Linked DNA regions of Homo sapiens: region 2 is linked to region 1. A link is a loop called in an ENCODE intact Hi-C map of the cell type or tissue named here. Cell type or tissue: mesothelial cell of epicardium. All regions are shown on one strand.

Region 1 (4,000 bases):
GCTGAGTCAGCACCATCTTTGCATCTAGTTAGAAATGGTCTGGTTAGGTAGCCATCCCCTGGACTCTGTTTTTCTCCCCTGTTTAGGTAAGAGCTGTGTCTGGGCTAAGGGCAGCTGGGTGGACCAAGTGTGGGTCTGGCTTTACTAGAGACATTCACCCAAAGAGCTCGTTCCAGCCCCTGCGCCCCTCGCGTTTCCACCAAAGCTTCAGCTCCTGGGCTGAGCCCCCAGGCAGAAGTTCTCTGCCCCTCCCTCTTGTGCTGGCTGCTGGCATTGCCAAGTTCTGCCGGGGCTGAGCGCCAGGTTGGCAAGGTAGTCCATGCCCCATTGATCACAACCAGCTGGCTGCACAGAAGTTGGGCAGCCCCTCTCCAGGTTCAGCTCCTTTCAAACAATGTCTTTTGCTTATGGCGACCTCCATACCCAAGGGAATCAGACAGCCATCTCTCTCCATCCCATCTGCCTTTCCCTGGGAGCCTCTCAGATCTGGAGGCAGTAGAGGGCTGAGGGGTGGGAGTGGGAGCTATTCGTAAACGCTCAATTTTCATCTCTGCTGGGAGAGGCAGGTGCCGGGGAATGCGTTGATACCCACTTTCGGGTCAGTGCGCCACGTGCCGCGGGAGATTCGGATGAGAGGGATGGGCGTCGGCAGCCCCACTCTAAACTGGAAGGGACCTGGGGGTGGGGGCGCAGGGATCCAGGGTGGCAGAAGTTCAGAAAAGAGTTACTGCTCTTTCTCAGACAGGAGAGAATCTCGTTTGGGGTAAGGCTGGAGAAGATGAGTGGGGAGGGCTTTTTTTTTTTTTTTTTTTTTTTCTCAGAGGGATTGGAAGGGGAGATTTTAGAGACGCTGGGAGGCGTCTGGGGGGCCTCCGGGCACGGCGGCTGGAGGAGGCTCTCAGTCCTACCTGCAGGTCGGCCCCGTAGAAGGCAGCCATGGACGCATCGGCCACCAGCAGCGTCTCCACGAAGCGCGCCTCAGACACAAACCGCTTGGTCCTACTCGTGGCCCCCAGGGGCGGTGGCGGCTCGCTAGCGCCTTCTGCCTCCTCTTCTTGGCTCTCCTCCTCGCTGTCCTCCTGGTGGTCTCCTCTCTCCTGCCTCTGACCCTCTCCCGTCTCCACCTCCCACTCGGGTCCTCGCGGGAGGGGGCGGGCTCCGGCGGGACCCCAGCGCTGCAGGCGGTGCGGCTGAGCCAGGGAGCCCCCCGCGCCCTGCGGCTGGATGGTGAACTCCTCGCCGTCCAGCAGGAAGGAGCCGCTCAGCCCGCGGCACAGGCTGACCGCCGCCAGCGACTCGGGCTCCCCATTCACGGTGCCGGAGAAGAAGCAGCCGCGCAGCCCCCGCTCGCCCCCGGTCGCCCGGCCGGAGCCCCCGAGGCGCTCGATCTTGAACTCGGGCGCTAGGAAGCTGTCGTCGGGCGCCAGGCGCAGCACGAAGCCCTTGCCGAAGGCGGACAGGTGGAGCGCGAGCTCGCCCGCGCTGCCGGGCAACCGCGTGGGCACCACCAGCTCCGAGGCCTGCCCCCCGGCTGCGGGCCGGGCCGGGGCGCCGCGGGCCAGCGGCAGCAGCAGCAGCAGCAGCAGCAGGAGCGGAGGCCACCGGGGGGCGGCGGGGGCGGGGAGCATGGGGGCTGCGGCGGTGGCTGCGCGCAGGAGAGGGAAGAAGCCCGCCAGGCGCGGGCAGGTGCTGGCGGCCCGAGCGCGGCCCGGCCGCTCTCTCCAGGAAAAGCGGAATCAATCGGGTGCAAGGCCGACTCGGCCCGCGGGGCCCGGCGGCGGGAGCGCTCCCCCGGCGGCCCCTCTGGCTGGCGCAGCCCGCTCCTCCCGCGCCGCCGCCCCCGAGCCGAGCGCGAGCAGCTGGCCCCGGCCCGCGTGCGCCCGTCCTCCGCCCCTGCCCGCGCCAGCCCCGCGCAGCCGCCTCCTGCCTCCTCCCCACCCCGGGAAGCACCGAGTGGGCTGCCGAGCCCTTCTTATTTATACTTCCTTCCCGGCTTGACATAAGAGGTTTATTTTTGATCTCTCACTATTCCCGTTTCCCCTCCCCTGGGATCAGAGAGAGAAACTGAAAAGAGGGAGAGAGAGTGGAGAAAAAAAAATTGGGATGAAATGCAAAACCAATCAGGCAGCGAGACCCGTCCGCCACCCGCCCCCCTGAAGTGTCAACTACAACTTCTTTCCTTTCCCTCTACGCGTGGACCCACGTTAACCCCTACCATGCTGGACTGACCCTTTAGAAAGAGTCCCTGGGAGACCCCAACCGCTTTCTCCTCTGCGGCCAAGAGTCCAGGATGCATCTTCCGAAGAGGCTCGTGCACTGGTCTCAGCGACCCTGTTCGGATCCCTGCAGAGTCCGACTGCAGAGCCCGACACTGTTGGGATCCCTGCAGATGCCTCCGGAGATCCGACTGTGTGGGGAGAAGGTTCCTGAGCTTTTCATTGTAAAGCATAAAGGGAGAGGAGGAAAAGGTCATGCTAAAATCATGCCCTCCTCTCATCACTACTGCACAGCCTTCCTAACTTTCACTCCAAACTGAAGATGGGGAAAACAAAAACAAAACAAAAAACAACCCACCTGGTTAACCCTAAGAGGGACTCTCACTGTCCTGTTAGAGGGCAGGTGGGGCAGAGGCCAGCACAGTGGTAAGTTACCAGCACTGAGGTTGGAAGTTAGCATTTCCCCAAGAGGGAAACAGACCTCCAGTCCCTGAAAAAGGTCTTCTCTTCTGGATACTGCTAGTTGCCCGGGACTTCAAGTAAGGTGGCAGGCCCTTTCACTGCGTTGCCACAGCCCCAGGAACAAATGTGTATGAGGTGAATTTATTCTGTCCCATGTCACCACTGCCCCCTAGGGAAGGGGGTAGTATTCAGGAAGAGAGGGATGACATGGTCTCAAGACCACAAAACTGCATCCCATCCCAGTCTCAATGACACAGGTCTGGATTGGGTGGAGGGCCCTGTTCTCTACCTACAAACTCTAGACTCATCCACCAACTGTGCCTTTCTCTGAGTTGTCAATGTGGGTGATGCATTAGGAACCGCTGGGATCAGGGCCTTTAAATCCTTTGCCAATTCACCTGCCCCCAGGTACCCAGCTCTGTGCTTATGCTGGGGATGTTGACAGTCGAGGTCATCGCTGATTCTTTTCAGCCCATCTGACCCCTTCCTGCAGTGTGGTGGTTCAGCATGCATCTGAGACTCTCAGGGCTTGTTACCTCCAAAGAGGAGGCTCTTGCCCAGGGGAAAGTGCTGCCAAATTCCCTCTAAGTATCCCCCCTCTCTTTGCTTTCTCAGAAACACAGAGGGACAGCTGTGAATTAGATGAAAGGATGAACTTCCCAACCTAGCATGGTGCAGAACCTCCTTTCCTGCATAATTTATAGGATAGGAATAACGAGTCTAGAATGTTTTGGGGAAACACTTCTAGAGGAAGGACAATGGAAAGAATGGTCTCTTCAACCCTTTTCTCAAAACAAGCAAAACACTTCGTCCTAGCACAGTGTACAGTGCTTGGGACATCCTGTACAGTGCTTGGGACAGTCTGACCTGGGCAAGCAATGAATACAACTCTGTGTTGCCTCAGGGCTATTGTAACAGTTCAATGACTGGTTTTTACCTCCTTGAAGCCCCTTATTTGCTGTTTCCCAGAGTACAACTCCTGATTTTCTCTTTTTGAGACACAGTCTCACTTTGTCACCCAGGCTGGAGTGCAATGGTGCGATCTTGGCTTACAGCAACTTCTCCCTCTCAGGTTCAAGAGATTCTCCTGCCTCAGCCTCCCAAGTAGCTGAGACTGCAGGCAGGCACCACCACACCTGGCTAACTTTTGTACTTTCAGTAGAGATGGGGTTTCACCATTTTGGCCAGGCTGGTCTCCAACTCCTGACCTCAGGTGATCCGCCTGCCTCAACCTCCCAAAGTGCTGGGATTATAGGTGTGAGCTACTGTGCCAGCTAACTCCTGATTTTCAGTAGCAGTTAGGTCCTGTGGGTTTTCCTTCT
Region 2 (4,000 bases), 350 kb after region 1:
ACAGTAACGATATGAGTAATACCTGATGCTTGCATGCGCCTCTGTATCGCACAGTCAGTGGGAATCGCCTAAAAATCAGGTGTGCCTCTTCTAGGGTGGGACAGGAATGAGCTTAAAGTCAAGGACACAAAGTATAGGATTTTTGAACAGGACAGCAATGAATGACACACTTTGGTAAAGAGAGGCCCACCACAGGCCTTTGAAATGGTGCCCTGCTGCTTTCAAAGCAGTATCTCACTTAGTCTTAACTGTCTCTTAACAACTACCATATCAGGAAGGAAGGAAAATATTCTCCCCGTGGCATAAAGGTCACTGAGAAACTTGTCAAAAATGCACATTTCTGAGTTCCAAAACGGAGATTCTCATGCAGTGGGTTTGGGGTGTGGCCTTGGAATCTGAACCCTTTTATGTAGGGAGTGGGTGAGCCACCTTTTGAGAAGCATTGATTCCTTCATAATAGAGTTTTGGTCTATTACAGGGTAGAAACTGAGACTCATTCCCATCAGTGTCCTTCTCAGTGCTTAGCCTAGTGCTTTGCACATATTTTGTTCTTTACAAATGTTGGCAAAAGTTTAAAGGTCAGGGAAATATTCATAGAAGTAGCATCTGAACAGGGTCTCTAAATGAGAAAAGCCTGGGGTGGAATGCATTCCAGAAGGAAGAAATATCAACAGCAAAGGCATGAACATGGGGTTTTCCAGATGAGAGAGCCCTATTCTTTGATGGAGCACAGAGTATGCATTGGGAAGAATGAAGAGATATGATCACAAAAACACATTAAGATCATGCTGTGCAGGACCTTGAATTTAGGGATTGGTGCAGTTCAGAAGCAATGGGGTCATGTTGAATATCCATGTCTCTGTGTGTTGAGGGTACAAGGTAGGCTGGGATTAATTTGCAAACTATGAAACCACCTTCTTAATGCCAGAGCAAAGCCATTTAGGAGGCTTTTGTGTAGGCTCCAAGCAGCTCCAAAGCCTTGGCATTTCTGCAGCCAATCCCCAGGGAAATCTCTAATTCCCCACTCCCAGTTTTCCTTTACCACCTGAATGGTACGGGGCCCTAAATGTTCATCTCCAGCCCATCTTCTTTAAAAGAGTTTATGCCTCCAGACCTGCCCAAGCCCTCCACCCCACCTGGATGTACCATAAGCACCTTCATACTTACATGCCCCAGTGTAGACCAGTATTTTTCTCCAACCCTCTTCTATTCCTACCCTGGTTTGTGGTAGCCACCTACTCACCTAAATCAGAAACTGTCAGTCATTTTTCACTCATCTTTCACCCTCGTGCATCTGAACAAACAGCCTCAGGATTCCATTTTTCAGATTTGCCCCTTTCCTACCTCTAGGAAGTTTGTGATAGAAATTATAATATTTGCTTTTCTTTTTCATATTTCCATGTACATAATTTCTCCCAGTTTAGCCAGCTACAGCATCTATATCCAAACTGGTGATGGGAAGGAAGTTCTATTATTATAACAGAAAAATGGAGAAAAAGGGGTCAATATTCACAATTTAACTACCAAAATAGGATTGTTGAGTTCCTAAAAAGATTAGTCTCCAAAGAAATTTTTCCTTAAATTTGTTAAAATACCAATAACATATCAAAAGCCAGGGTTGCTGGGGCTAAATATTGAAATTTTTAGCTTTATTGAGGTATAATTGACAAATAAAATTGTGTATCTTTAAGGTATACAACTTCATTTCTATACACACGCACACACACACACACACACACTGAAATGATCACAACAATCAAACTAACACATTCCTTAGCTCACAGTTACCATTTTTGTCTTTTTTCTTTTCTTTTTTGTTTGTTATGATGAGAGCAGGTAAGATGTACCCTCTTGGTAAATCCCAAGTATATAATACAGTATTATTAACTATAGTCACCATGCTGTGCACTGAGTCTCCAGAACTTCTTCATCTTCAGTAACTGAAACTTTGTACTCCTTGACCAACATCTCCCCATTTCCCCTCCTTCCAGCCCTGGCAACCACCGTTCTATTCTCTGTTTCTATAAGTTTGGCTTTTTAAGATTTCACATGTACATGAAGTCATGTGGGGCTTGTCTTTCTGTGCCTGGCTTGTTTCACTTAGCACAATGTCCTCCAGGTTCTTCCATGTTGTTGCCAATGGCAGGATCTCCTTCTTTTTAACGCTGAGTAAGAGCCCACCACTGGGTGTACATGCAGAGAAAATGAGGATCTTGAGAGATAGCGTCAGTCCCATGTTCGTTGCCTTATTTGCAATAGTCAAGACATGGAGACAACCTAAATCTCTGCCAACGAATGAATGGAAAAAGTTTGGTCTATAGAAGCATATTTAATTTACTGTAAGTCAAGTCTAGAGAGATTTCAGGATCCATATCCTAATGGAAGTCCTCAAACCCCAAGAGAGGAGAGAAGGCCCAACTCTGTGGTCCAGTGAGGAATGAAATAGAAAGGAGGCCTGTGACCCACGAGTCCTGCCTTCTTCCCACGGGGCTGAAGCCCAGAGGACAGTGATGCTAGTGCCTCCCAGGGAGGCGTGCAAAGCACAGAGGGTGGGGGCTGCGCAGGCCTCATCAGAGCCCAGGGGTCGGCTGCATGGATGGCTGTGAGCTAGCAGGGGACGGCACGGCGGCATTGCTCCTGAGCGGTCCTCACTCCTGCGGGACATGGGGTGATCTGGGACCCCCTGCACGCCATGGGGCACAGGGTTAGCAGGGTGCAAAAATGGACCATGTGAGTGAGCTCAGAGGGGCCAGGAGCGAGGGATCAGCCGTGGCCACAGGGGTTAAGGCAGGCTGTTCAAATGGAGAGCTCTCTGAGCGGAATGGGTGATGGGCAGTGCAGACGGTTGCCATGAAAGGCAGCTGGGTGCCTTGGGACCAGAGAGTCCGGAGCTCGGAATCAGACCTGCCAGCACTGACCCAAAAGCACTGTGAGGCCGCGAGGTGTCCCATACCACCCCCACTCCCACATCCCTAAACACCTTCTTGGGAGGTGCAAAGCCTCGAAGAGGAAACCTGGAGAGCTGCACCCTGGCCTGAAAGACCCAGTTACCCCAGGGAGCCTGTTGGAACCAGAGGAGACCAAAATGCCCTTTGTCACAACAGAGTATTATTTAGCAATAATAGGAATAAAGAATTGATACATACTACAGCCTGAAAAACTTTGAAAGCAGGAAGTCAAAGAAGCCAGTCACACATACAGAAAACATATTGTGTGAGTCCATTTATATGAAATGTCCAGAATAGGCAATTTATAGAGACAGGAAGTAGACAATTGGTTGCCTTGGTATGGGGGAGGGGAAGGTGGAGGCAGTGACAGCTATGGGTATGGGTTTCTTGTTTCAGGGATAAAAATGTTCTCAGATTGATTGTGGTGATGATTGCACAACTCTGAATATATGAAAAACCATTGAGTTGTATGCCTTCTTCAATAGGTCAGTTGTATGATAGGTAAATTATATCTCAATAAAACTGTTATTTAAAAAAATATGTCATTAATTGACAGTTTGTATGTTTTCCCCATCCCCACTGCTTAGATGGGAGAGAACTTGTGAAGAAGATGAGATCAAGAGCATCTGAACGTGTGGTATTTAATTTCCAATTCTGCCACAATTGCTCCATGCTGACTCTCTTCAGTTTACCGTTTGGTTGGATAGTAAAGATGATTGGGAGAAACATCCTTTGAAATAATTTTGTTCGCATTAAGACTGTTGCTGAGGATATCATTACTTTATACATATCCTCTCTGCGAGGTCTCTCAAGATAAATTTGTTTTGGCTTTAGATTCAGCAATAGTTGTTCTTCTGAACAACTGGTTTACTTTTATCTTCTAAACATTGTGATGTGTGTGAAGGATTCTTCCCTGTTGGTGTTGACTGCTAGAGAGCTGAGAGCCAAATCTGTGATCCCTTCCTTGTCATTATGCACACATACACAGATGCATACACACACACAAATACACATACAGACACACACACATGCATGCATACACATGCACACAC

What was found. A loop is a pair of places that touch in the nucleus more often than their neighbours do. Peaks named below come from ENCODE experiments on the same cell type or tissue, not always from the same donor. Only the 100,000 strongest peaks of a DNase experiment are listed, where the experiment ranks them.
Region 2: a loop joins it to region 1, with 10 times the contacts of the local background. A loop is called at or near these places in 3 of 110 quality-filtered maps.

The regions. Positions count from the first base shown.
Region 1 is chr11:130,426,659-130,430,658 of GRCh38, forward strand. ADAMTS8 (ADAM metallopeptidase with thrombospondin type 1 motif 8) reads right to left here and starts at 1,951. Exons shown (of 9, transcript NM_007037.6): 1 at 909-1,951. The coding sequence starts at 1,628. In mesothelial cell of epicardium, no CTCF peak of the experiment used is centred here; DNase peaks (open chromatin) are centred at 1,247, 1,253 and 1,861.
Region 2 is chr11:130,775,568-130,779,567 of GRCh38, forward strand. The region is part of intron 3 of LOC105369576 (a long non-coding RNA gene); the gene reads right to left. Among named protein-coding and RNA genes, the nearest start is that of LINC02551, 85 kb to the right of the region's middle. In mesothelial cell of epicardium, no CTCF peak of the experiment used is centred here; no DNase peak of the experiment used is centred here.